Regions from separate parts of the Homo sapiens genome. Here regions 2 and 3 are each linked to region 1. A link is a contact called in ENCODE Hi-C or POLR2A ChIA-PET data. All regions are on one chromosome and are shown on one strand. The core of a region is the stretch at or near the end of the contact, and the rest is flanking DNA. Distances in the headings are between cores, read along the strand shown. Region 1 holds the start of LINC00963 (long intergenic non-protein coding RNA 963). Region 2 has its middle 34 kb from the start of C9orf50. Region 3 has its middle 76 kb from the start of LINC00963.

The links. A loop is a pair of places that touch in the nucleus more often than their neighbours do. ChIA-PET counts read pairs that join two places held with the same protein, here RNA polymerase II (POLR2A). Pooled maps may share reads with other maps.
Region 2: a loop to region 1 is called in a map of CD4-positive, alpha-beta T cell, with 1.8 times the contacts of the local background. The contact joins the enhancer-like site here to the promoter of LINC00963 in region 1. A Hi-C loop is called at or near these places in 13 of 168 maps with a recorded cell type or tissue (CD4-positive, alpha-beta T cell, Caco-2, HCT116 and 9 more), 9 of 37 single-sample maps with no recorded cell type and 17 of 50 pooled maps. POLR2A ChIA-PET finds 5 or more read pairs at or near these places in 27 of 52 experiments (A549, AG04449, AG04450 and 20 more).
Region 3: a map of B cell shows a loop between it and region 1 (15-fold over the local background). The contact joins the enhancer-like site here to the promoter of LINC00963 in region 1. A Hi-C loop is called at or near these places in 72 of 168 maps with a recorded cell type or tissue (B cell, CD14-positive monocyte, CD4-positive, alpha-beta T cell and 41 more), 11 of 37 single-sample maps with no recorded cell type and 44 of 50 pooled maps. POLR2A ChIA-PET finds 5 or more read pairs at or near these places in 19 of 52 experiments (A549, CD4-positive, alpha-beta memory T cell, CD8-positive, alpha-beta memory T cell and 14 more).

What each region holds. Positions count from the first base shown.
Region 1 is chr9:129,487,044-129,490,343 of GRCh38, reverse strand. It overlaps LINC00963 (long intergenic non-protein coding RNA 963), which reads right to left and starts at 1,684. Exons shown (of 5, transcript NR_038955.1): 1 at 1,045-1,684. It overlaps LOC124900275 (extensin-like), which reads right to left and starts at 395. Exons shown (of 4, transcript XM_047424330.1): 1 at 1-395. RefSeq lists silencers at 180-474, 1,479-1,838 and enhancers at 1-526, 1,847-2,506, 3,167-3,300.
Region 2 is chr9:129,585,004-129,588,303 of GRCh38, reverse strand. No RefSeq gene overlaps it. Among named protein-coding and RNA genes, the nearest start is that of C9orf50, 34 kb to the left of the region's middle. RefSeq lists enhancers at 1-622, 1,203-1,312. Within about 2 kb of position 1,835, at least 6 of the 41 ENCODE cell types and tissues checked have a DNase peak (open chromatin) inside an H3K27ac peak, as active enhancers do; they include CD4-positive, alpha-beta T cell and HCT116, where a contact is called at or near this core.
Region 3 is chr9:129,411,420-129,414,719 of GRCh38, reverse strand. No RefSeq gene overlaps it. Among named protein-coding and RNA genes, the nearest start is that of LINC00963, 76 kb to the left of the region's middle. RefSeq lists silencers at 417-556, 697-906, 1,017-1,186, 1,207-1,286. Within about 2 kb of position 1,524, at least 41 of the 41 ENCODE cell types and tissues checked have a DNase peak (open chromatin) inside an H3K27ac peak, as active enhancers do; they include B cell, CD14-positive monocyte, CD4-positive, alpha-beta T cell and 21 more, where a contact is called at or near this core.

The sequences.
Region 1 (3,300 bases), core at 435-2,934:
TAGTGCTAACCGGGACACTCTCCAGGGGAAGATCCTAGCTCGGATGGAGGTGGAGGAGTTAACCAGGAGAATGGGAGAGGGACCAGCACGTGCAAAGGCCTGGAGGCATGAAGATGGAGCCTGGAGCACTGGAGGACTTGAAAGTGGTCCAGTGAGGCTGGGAGTAGGGAGGGAGAGGCAGGGGCTGGGAGGGACAGGGCAGGCCTTCCTCCACCAGTTTGAATTCCGTTAGCTTGAGGGTGTGTACAGCCAGGAGGGGTGGAGGGGCTGAGAGGAGGCCGAGCCACCACTGACCAGGTGGAGGGGTAGGGGGTGAGCCTGGACCGGGGCAGGTGCTGGGTGGAGGTGGGGGAGTGAGAGCCAGAGCTCTCAACCAAGCCTCTGGGAGGCCGCAGGGCCTGGGATCGCAGACCCGAGCCTAATCCCTGCTCAGCCCAAGAGCTGTAGCCAGAAGGTTCTTAGTTTCCCCTCAGTAAACTGAGGTTCAGGACATTTCTGGGGCACTTGCTCTGTGTGACTGGGCAAGGGCTGGGCAGGCATTTCCAGCATGAACACGCTTTCCCAGGCCCACTGGTTGGAGGGCACCGAGGGGAGAAGGGGGACAGAGGAAAGGAGCCGGAAGCAGGATCCAGAATTTGAACCTAGGTGGTCTGACTCCAAGAGGGCCCTCTCTCTCACTTGACTTCAATAGTGACATTAGCCAACTTCAATAGTGACCCCAGGCGCGGTGGCTCACGCCTGTAATCCCAGCACTTTGGGAGGCCGAGACGGGTGGATCATGAGGTCAGGAGATGAGACCATTCTGGCTAACACGGTGAAACCCCGTCCCTACTAAAAATACAAATAATTAGCCGGGTGTGGCTGCGGGTGCCTGTAGTCCCAGCTACTCGGGAGGCTGAGGCAGGAGAATGGCGTGAACCCGGTAGGCGGAGCTTGCAGTGAGCCGAGATCGCGCCACTGCACTCCAGCCTGGGGAAAGAGCGAGACTCCGTCTCAAAAAGAAAAAAAAAAAAATTGACCCCAGTAGTGACAACAGTGACTCACCTGCCCCATGGGCTTCCAACTGCGATGGTTGTGCTCTCCTTTGACCCTGTATCCTGGGGGACTGCATACGGTAATTATATTGTTACTGCGCCTTTTTAGAGATGAGAAAACTGTGGTCAGTAGCAGAGTGGCCTGACCAGGGCTCCAACTCCCCCGTCCTACTGCAGATGATGTGGGGCAGTTTTCTTAGCACAGGCTGGAAAGCTCTCTTAGGTAACACGTGGATGACAGCGTGTGACCCGGCAGAAAAGAATTGTAATTCCGGGTGGCTGTACGACCTTGGACGGTCCTTTTGCCATCTCTGGGCCTCGATTTACCCAACTGTACAATTCGCCCCGTGAGTCTAGGAAGATTTGCTGAGCGTCTGCCAACTGGCAGATGAGGAACCGAAGTTCAGAGAGTTGAAAGCACTTGCCCCAGGTCAGGCGGCCGGCTTCGAAGCCGGATTCCGAAGGCGTGCCCTGCCCTCGGCCCCCAGCGGTGTCGTCCTGCCCCCAGGGGGCCGCGATGCGGGGCCGTTCCAGGCCCTGCCAGCCTGACGTCAAGCCCGGCCGGCGGGGCCTCGCTCTGCACAAACAGACGCCGCAGGCCAGCGTCGGGGCCGGGGGCGGCGATGACTCAGGGCCCCGAGACGGGCCGGGAAGCGGAAAGTTGTGTGCAGATGACATCAGCCGGCCGCGAGGGCGGGAGGGGGCCGGCTCCGGGAAACGGCGGCCTGGCGGGCGGCCCGGGGCAGGGCGTGGAGAGGCGGCCGCGGGGCGGGGGCGGGGACGCCGGGACGGGACGCTCGGGACCACGAAAAATGTCCCCACTCCCGCCCGCCCCGGACCCAGGCCCCGGAGCCCGGCCCCGCTTTTCGCCGGCGAGGAGCGGGCTTCACCCGCCTGCAAAGACTCCGCGCTCCCCCGCGCTCCGGAGGCAGCCGCATCCATCCTGCTGCGTCCCTGCATTTTAATTACCGCCGTATTAATATTCATGAGCCGGGACTCGAGGGGGACCGCGGGCTGTCATTTCCCTCGCCCGCCCTTCCCCCACCGCACCCCTCTTCCCGGGCTGAGTCGTGGGCTTTTTTCCTCCCGTTCTCAACCCCGCTCGCACCAACCGTTGGTGCGCAGCAGATTTGGGGGAGGGGGGTTGGTGTGAGTGTGAGCATGAGTGTGAGCGAGTGTGAGTGGGGAGGGGCCGAGTGTGAGTCTGTGCCTGTGTCTGTATGCCTGTGTGTACGTGCCTATGTGTGCCTGTGTGTCTGTCGGCAATCCCAGGGCCGTGTGTGCACATGTCTCTGATGTCTCTGTGGGGCTTGGAGAAGGGCCAAAGTCTGTCCAAGTTAGCAGGGCCTGACTGTACAAATGGGGAAACTAAGGCCTGGAGAAAGGCTGGGCCTTGTCCAAAGCCACCCCATAGGTCAGTAGCACAGGGAAGCCAGAGCCCAGGGTCTTGCGTTTGGCCGACTCTGCTCCCCGACTCTCCCGTGCTGTTGTTTGTAACAATGGCAGACAGGATGTGCTGAGCCGGCACCTCTCATATGGCCTTCCCAGCAAACCTGTGCAGCACGTGGTCCTATCCGTCCCCCGTGCACATAGGGAAACTGAGGCAACTGGTCCAGCCAGTGAGGGGTGGACTGGAGCCCAGAAGTGTCTGAATCCCAAGTCCCTGGGTTTAACGGCCCCACTGTGATGCCTCCTGGGGAATTGTGGAGTGTCCTCACTGGGGTGATCCGGGGGTACCTGGAAGTTCCTGGGTGCCCGGGCATCAGGGGGGTGTTTCCCCAGAAACACAGCCCACATTCTGTTTCCCTCCCAAGTCAGTCATCAGATGAGGCTGCCTTCCTGTGGCTCTCCCAGTCCCTCTCTGTCCTCTCCCCATCCCTGAAGCCTCCCAGGAGCTGCCCTGCACACCAGGCCTTCCTCCCTGGGCCTGAGGTCAGGCAATCACTCATTCATTCATCCAACAAATGCTTCAGTGCCAGTCACTGTGCTAGGCACTGGGGATTCTCTGCTCCCTACTCTGGTCATCTCTACCTGGCCTAGGAGCCTCCAGGCCCACAAGGGGGCTGTTCACCTCTGTGTGTGAATGCTCACTAGTGGTGGGGGACTAGGGGCACCTGTGCACAAAAGACAGCTCTCACCCAGCCTTGCCACAGAGGTCTGGGGTGCCCACATATTCAGTGGCCAGAAAGGGGCTGCGATCATCTTAGGGCTGATGGGGCGGTGGCCACACTAGGCAGCCTGAATCTTTGATTCTCTCTCCTGCAAC
Region 2 (3,300 bases), core at 586-3,085, 98 kb before region 1:
TACCCCCCAACAACACCTGAAGACGGTGCTACTCCTCCAGTCAATCCAAAACCAGCAATCTTACGGCCCCCTTTCAGCAGGAAGTAGCCAGAAAAAGCACGCCAGCCCATCTCCCTATCTAACCATAGAGTCTGGATTGATAGGACAAGAGTGCTGCCATCTTAACGAGACTCCACAATCTTCTTTTTTTTTTTTTGAGAGAGAGTTTCACTCTTGTTGCCCAGGCTAGAGTGCAGTGGCGCAATCTCTGCTCACCTCAACCTCCGCCTCCCGGGGTCAAGTGATTCTCCTGTCTCAGCCTCCCAAGTAGCTGGGATTACAGGCAAGTGCCACCATGCCCGGCTAATTTTGTATTTTTAGTAGAGACGGGGTTTCTCCATGTTGGTCAGGCGGGTCTCGAACTCCCGACCTCAGGTGGTCCGCCCGCCTTGGTCTCCCAGAGCGCTGGGATTACAGGCATGAGCCACTGCGCCCGGTCTCCACCATCTTAAAGTATCAAATTTCCATGTCTCAGAACTGTCCGCAAATGTCAGCCCCGCCCATAGCTTCAACAGAGCATAGGCCCTAACTGCAACAGAGCCTAACGAAGTCCCCATTCGTCATAACTAGCCAGCCCTTCCCCAACTCCTTCCCAATAGGATCTTCTCTCAAAGCACACTTCCCCCACCGGGCCCTTTAAAAAGCCTCAGGCTGTAATGCCGGCCAGAGCCCTTCTCAGGTTTACTCTCAATAAATCCATCTCCACTGTACAGCTGTCTTCTCCCCTCTTCCTTCCTTTATCTTATTTTTTTTCTTTTGAGACGGAGTTTCACTCTTGTTGCCCAGGCTGGACTCACTGCAACCTCTGCCTCCCGGGTTCAAGCGATTCTCCTGCCTCAGCCTCCCTGGCAGCTGGGATTATAGGTGTCTGCCACCACACCCAGCTAATTTTTTCTATTTAGTAGAGATGGGGTTTCACCATGTTGGCCAAGCTGGTCTCAAACTCTCGACAAGTGATCCACCCGCCTTGGCCTCCCAGTATGCTGGGATTACAGGTGTGAGCCACTGCGCCCGGCCACTTTCCTTAATCTTTCTATCCCAACAAGATCAAACCTGGAACTCCATTCCACCTGGGAGGTGAGAGGCCCAGGTGCCGTCCATTTGTCCGGGGTGAGCAGGGGCTCAGTACGTTTAACATAATAGCAAATTGGCCTCAGGTCTCAAGGTGGGGTTCAATGTCAGCTCTCAGGAGTTGGTGTTCTGATGCGCACACAGCACCTACAACTGGGCTGTATGCACACATACGAATCTGCGGCTAAATCTGCAGCTGTGCCTCCCCAGGAAGGCAGACAGTGTGGGGAGGAGGGAAGAGGGGGGCAGGGGTTAGTCCTGGGGCAGGGAGGGCGGTGCTGCCCACTGGAGCCACAGCCTGGGTGGGTGGAACCAGATGTGAGCTTCATCCGCCTCCTTCCCTGCCAGCTGTAGCTCTTCTGGAGATCTAGGAGCTCAGCGTTCTCGCCTCTGCCTCCCTGGGGGATTCTATCTGCAGCTCCTACCACCAACTCCCACTCCCCCACTCCTACCCAACTCCACTGCCAGGTTCAGCAGGCAGAGGGGAGAGGGGAGGCCGGATGGGGGGCTCCCCCTGGGGGCAGCAGACAGGAGACCTGACCCACCTGGGCCCAGCTTCTCAGCTGGTTTTCTCATCTTTCCTGGAGGGCTGGACTAAGTCTCCTCCTTCCTTCCTGAGCACCTACTATGTATAGCCCTGTGCTAATGCTGTGGATACCTCTGTGCATAGGCTCACTGTATAGTGAAACAGACATGAATCAAAGACACCCACAAATATGTGCTGTGATGGTGAGACTACAGGCAGCTCAGCGTAAAGGCCCTAAACCAGCCACAGACATCAGGGGAAGGCTTCTGGGAGGAAGTGACATGGTTGAGCTGAAAGCAAAGGTTAGGGCTAAGGAGAGTGAGTGGAGGGAGGGGAAGAGTAGGGGGCAGTGGGAACTGTGAGCTGGCTTTTATGAGGGGAGACAGAAGAAGGGCTTGCTGTTGAGGGAAGGGCAGTTTGATGTGGCAGAGGTAAAGTGGTGGCAGGGGGTCTGCTAGGGCCCTGGTTAAGCGGGGTCTTGCAGGACCTGGGCACCAATAGAATCCAGACCACAGTGTCCCCATCCCCCAGTTGAGGAAACTCATAGGATGGGACCCAAAGAAGCAGGAGGGCCCAAACTCGGTGGCTCATGCCTGTAATCCCAGCACTTTGCAAGGCCGAGGTGGACGGATCACCTGAGGTCAGGAGTTCTAGACCAGCCTGGCCAACATGGCAAAAACCTGTCTCTACTAAAAATACACAAATTGGCTGGGCATGGTGGTGTACACCTATAGTCCCAGCTACTCGGGAGGCTGAGACAGAAGAATCACTTGAACCCAGGAGGCAGAGGTTGCAGTGAGCCGAGATTGTGCCACTGCACTCCAGCCTGGGAGATAAAGTGAGACTCTGTCCCCTTCCCTCCACCACCAGAAAAAAAAAAAAAAACGAAAAAAAAAAGCAGGAGGGCTTAGTTGGGGTTAGAAGAACATCTCAACCTGGATTTCAGACCCCACCTTGAATGGACTGGCCAGAGACAGAAACAGAAATTGGAAGCTAGGATCTGAAGAGGCCTGGTGGATGGGGCCGGCCCCAAAGTGGATGGGGAATAGAAAGGGCCTGTGATCCACTCCCCTAGAATATCCTTTCTTCCCACTATCTTAGTAAAACTCCTATACAACCTTCAGGACCCAATCTAAATGCTCCCTCTGCTATAAAGACCTAACAGACCCTCCCAGGCTTTACCCCATCTCTGATTTCATTCACATTTCACCTGTGTCTTCTAAAACAGTAATCTTTCTTTATTCCTTCTTTTCCCCTTCTTCCCTCCCCTCCCTCCCTCCCTCCCTCCCTTCCTTCTTTCCCTCTTCTCACTCTTTCTTCTCTTTCTTTCTCTCCTTCCTTGCTATGTCACCAGGCTGGAGTATAGTGGCACAATCATAGCTCACTGCAACCTCTGCCTCCCAGGCTCAAGAGATCCTCCCACCTCAGCCTCCTGAGTAGCTGGATTACAGGCCTGTGCCACCACACCTGGCTAATTTTTGTATTTTTTGTAGAGACGGGGTTTTGTCATGTTGCCTAGGCTGGTCTTGAACTCCTGGGCTCAAGCTATCTGCCTGCCTAGGCCTCCCAAAGTGCTGGGATTATAGGTGTGAGCCACCACACCCCACCCAAAACCATGATCTCTCGTTGAACATCTACTATGTGTCAGGAACTTGCTGAGCACT
Region 3 (3,300 bases), core at 275-2,774, 75 kb after region 1:
GACCTTTGCCCCTTCCCCACAGAAGCCCAGACCTCTGACCCTTATTAAAAACAAACCAAACAAAATCTGGAGAGAAAAAAAATTCTCCACAAACACCTGAGAGATGATCGCGTGTCCCCGGCGCACGTACACACACACACGAGCACACACACCCCAGCCTCAGACACGCGAGGCCGCCTCCACATAAACACGCTGCTGGAGGGCGGGTTTTGTTTATGAAACGTCCAGGTTTCTCTCAACTTTGGGACGGGTGTGGACTGTTTCAGAGTTTTCTGCGGGATGAGGGAGCCTGCGGGCGGCAAGGATGTATTTTCTGCTTTGTGCTCTTTGCTGGTTCAATCCGGGGAGGGGGATACGTGAACAAAAGGACCAGGAAACCCAGGAAGGGGGCCCCGGGGCAGCACCCCCACCCCCAGGGGAGGTCGGGCTCCGGGAGGGCAGCCCCGGGGCCTGGGAAGCCCGGACTGGGCCTGAGCTCCGGAGGGCAGGGCTGCTAGCCCGTGTCCCCTCCGCGTCCCCGCGCTGGGCCCAGGGTCTGTCGCTTCGAAAACGTCTGGGACCGCTGGGCCGGGGTTCCTGCCCCCTCCTCTCCTGGCCTACAGCGCCTGGAAACCAAGGAATCCGCCCGGAACAATGGCAGGGCGGCTTTCCAAAGGCAAACAAGGAACGATTTGGCTTTTCCTTCCCCCGGCCCCCGAACCACCACCTAAGCGGGCGGCAGGGGCAGGTCTGGGGGTCCAGGTGGCCCCGGCGCGGCGACGGGACACACCCGCGACGCCCTCGTGGGCCAGGCCCCGCTGCGCATGCGCGGGTTGGGGCGCAGGCGGCCGCGGCCGCCCGCGCAGCCTCGCTCTGGCCCGGTCTCCGTGGCAACGGGCTGGGGGGAGGGGCCGGGCGGCGCGGGCCGCGGTGGCTGCTATTTCTGCCGCTTCCTGTTCCTCGTGGCCACGTCGCCATGGCAACGGTGTTACTCACCGCGGCCGCTTCCCGGCTCGGCTGGCGCGCGTGACCCCGGCCGCTCGCGCCCCCTCGTCTCTCACTTGCTGTGTTTTCCCCTCTTCCCCCGGGCGTCCTCCTCCTGCACCCCGGGTCCCCCAAGCAGCGCGCCCCGGTGCCCCCCACCCTTCCCCCTCCTCCCCGGTGCCCACGGCCCGGGACGAGGGGGAGGGAGATTGATGGGGGACGCTTATTAAAAAACATTGTAACCGTTTCCGTTTTTATTACGTTGACAAGGGAGCGTTATTTACTGTTATTGTTTGCCGAGCGGGCCGCGCCGGAGCTCGGGCGGCCCCCCGGGAGCTCACCTTCAGGCCGCGGCGGGCGGGGGCCGGGGCGGGGGGCAGGGCGAGAGCAGGGGGCGTCGGGCGGCCGCGCACCCCGGGGCCCTGCTCCTCGCCCCTTCCCCCGCCACCCCGTCCGGGCCCCGCGGCGGGGCGCGTTGGCGCGGGGAGGGACTGCAGAGGCCCGGTGACTCGCGTTGAAGGAGAAAGGCAACAAAAAATAAAAAAGGAACAGATGACTTCATTCTCGGGAAGGCTCCGTCCTACACGGACCAATTTCCTGGGGACTGTGGTGGAACAGCCCTGCTGCCGTTGGAAGCACTTAAAACTAAACCAGATAAAGACCAGAACATTCTGGGCCCTGCTGAACCAAGCCAGGGCAGGCTGCCGGGGCATGCAATTTCTGGCCACATGGGGAGGTGGGTGGCCTCCCTCCACCCTCAAAGGGCGCCTGGCTTCCAGTGTCCCAAGATTGCGGGTCCTGTGGGGAGGTGTCCACCGGGATCAGATGGGCCTGAAGGACGCCCCCAAGCCCCTGCTGGGATGTTAATGTCATCCTGCTAATTAAAGTTTGTGATTCTGTTCCTAACTCAGCTCCCCACTCTTGGACATTATCAGCTCAAATGCATACAGTTGCTGCTCTGGACAGGGAAGCCAGAGGAAAAAGCCTCTGCAGTGCACACCATACCATGGGTTCAGAAAAACAAATGTTGGCCGGGCACGGCCCGCCTGTAATCCCAGCACTTCGGGAGGCCGAGGCAGGAGGATCACTTGAGGCCAGGAGTTTGAAACCAGCCTAGTCAACATGGCAAAACCCAGTCTCTACTAAAAATACAAAAATTAGGCGTGGTGGTGCACGCCTGTAATCCCCGCTACTAGGGAGGCTGAGGCATGAGAATCACTTGAACCTGGGAGGTAGAGGTTGCAGTGAGCCAAGATCATGCCACTGCACTCCATCCTGGGCAACAGAGCAAGACTCCATCTCAAAAAATAAAAATAAAAAAGTGTTTACACTTACAAGCAACTCCTAGTGAACAACCCAGGTTTTGGAAACAACTTTCAGAGACCCCTTTAGCCTGTTTCATGTTTTCTTTTTCTTTTTCTCTTCCAAGGACATGCGGTTAGCCTTTGGTCACGGAGACCTTTGCCCTTTCAAGATAAAGTGATCTTCAGCTCTCTTCCCAGCACCAGCCGCTCTCAGCTGCACAGCCCTCCCTGAATGTGTGAACCAAAGTCACTGGTTCCAAGAAGAAAGAGCATCCTCCATCCCCACCCCACCCCCACCCCCACCCCACCCCACTCCCACCCCATCCCACCCCAGCGCTTGTGGAGTGTAAGACAGAGGTTCCCAGCCCTGAGATACGGACAGGCATCGGGCAGGCCTATACCTCCCTCCACGCCGAGTCACCAGCACTCACCCCACAGGCTGACCGTCCACGCAGAGCTGGTGGTGGGTTCAGAGGGTTTAGCTGATGCGAGAGTCGGAGCCCTGGGCAAAGTTTGTGACAAAATGACAGTAGACACCCAGTGTTGCAGAACCCCAGATCTGGGAGGACTTCGGAGATTACCCAGACCAACTACCCCCACTTCTTGTTTTACAGTTGGGCAAACTGAGGCCTGGAGAGGGGAAGGAGATGGGGCTAAGATGCGCCACCAGCTGGTGATAGAGCCTAGATGGGACCGTGGCGCTGTGCCTTCCATTCAGGTGCTGGTTGCCCCACTCTTTCATCTGTGGAATTATCTGTATGATCAGAAGTTTGGGGCTGGGGGCAGGACAACTGTCAGTCAGGGGCCACTGTCGCCAGAGTGCTAGGGTTCAAATCCTTCCTTCTCAGCGAAGCCTTGGGCCAGCGAGTTCTTCTCTCCAAGACTTGGCCTCTTTATGTGTTAAGTAATGGGGGTAATAACTGACCCTGGGCCGGGCGTGGTGGCTCACGCCTGTAATCCCAGCACTTTAGGAGGATGAGGAGGGCGGATCACTTGAGGCCAGGAGTTCAGGACCAGCCGAGTCAGCATGGTG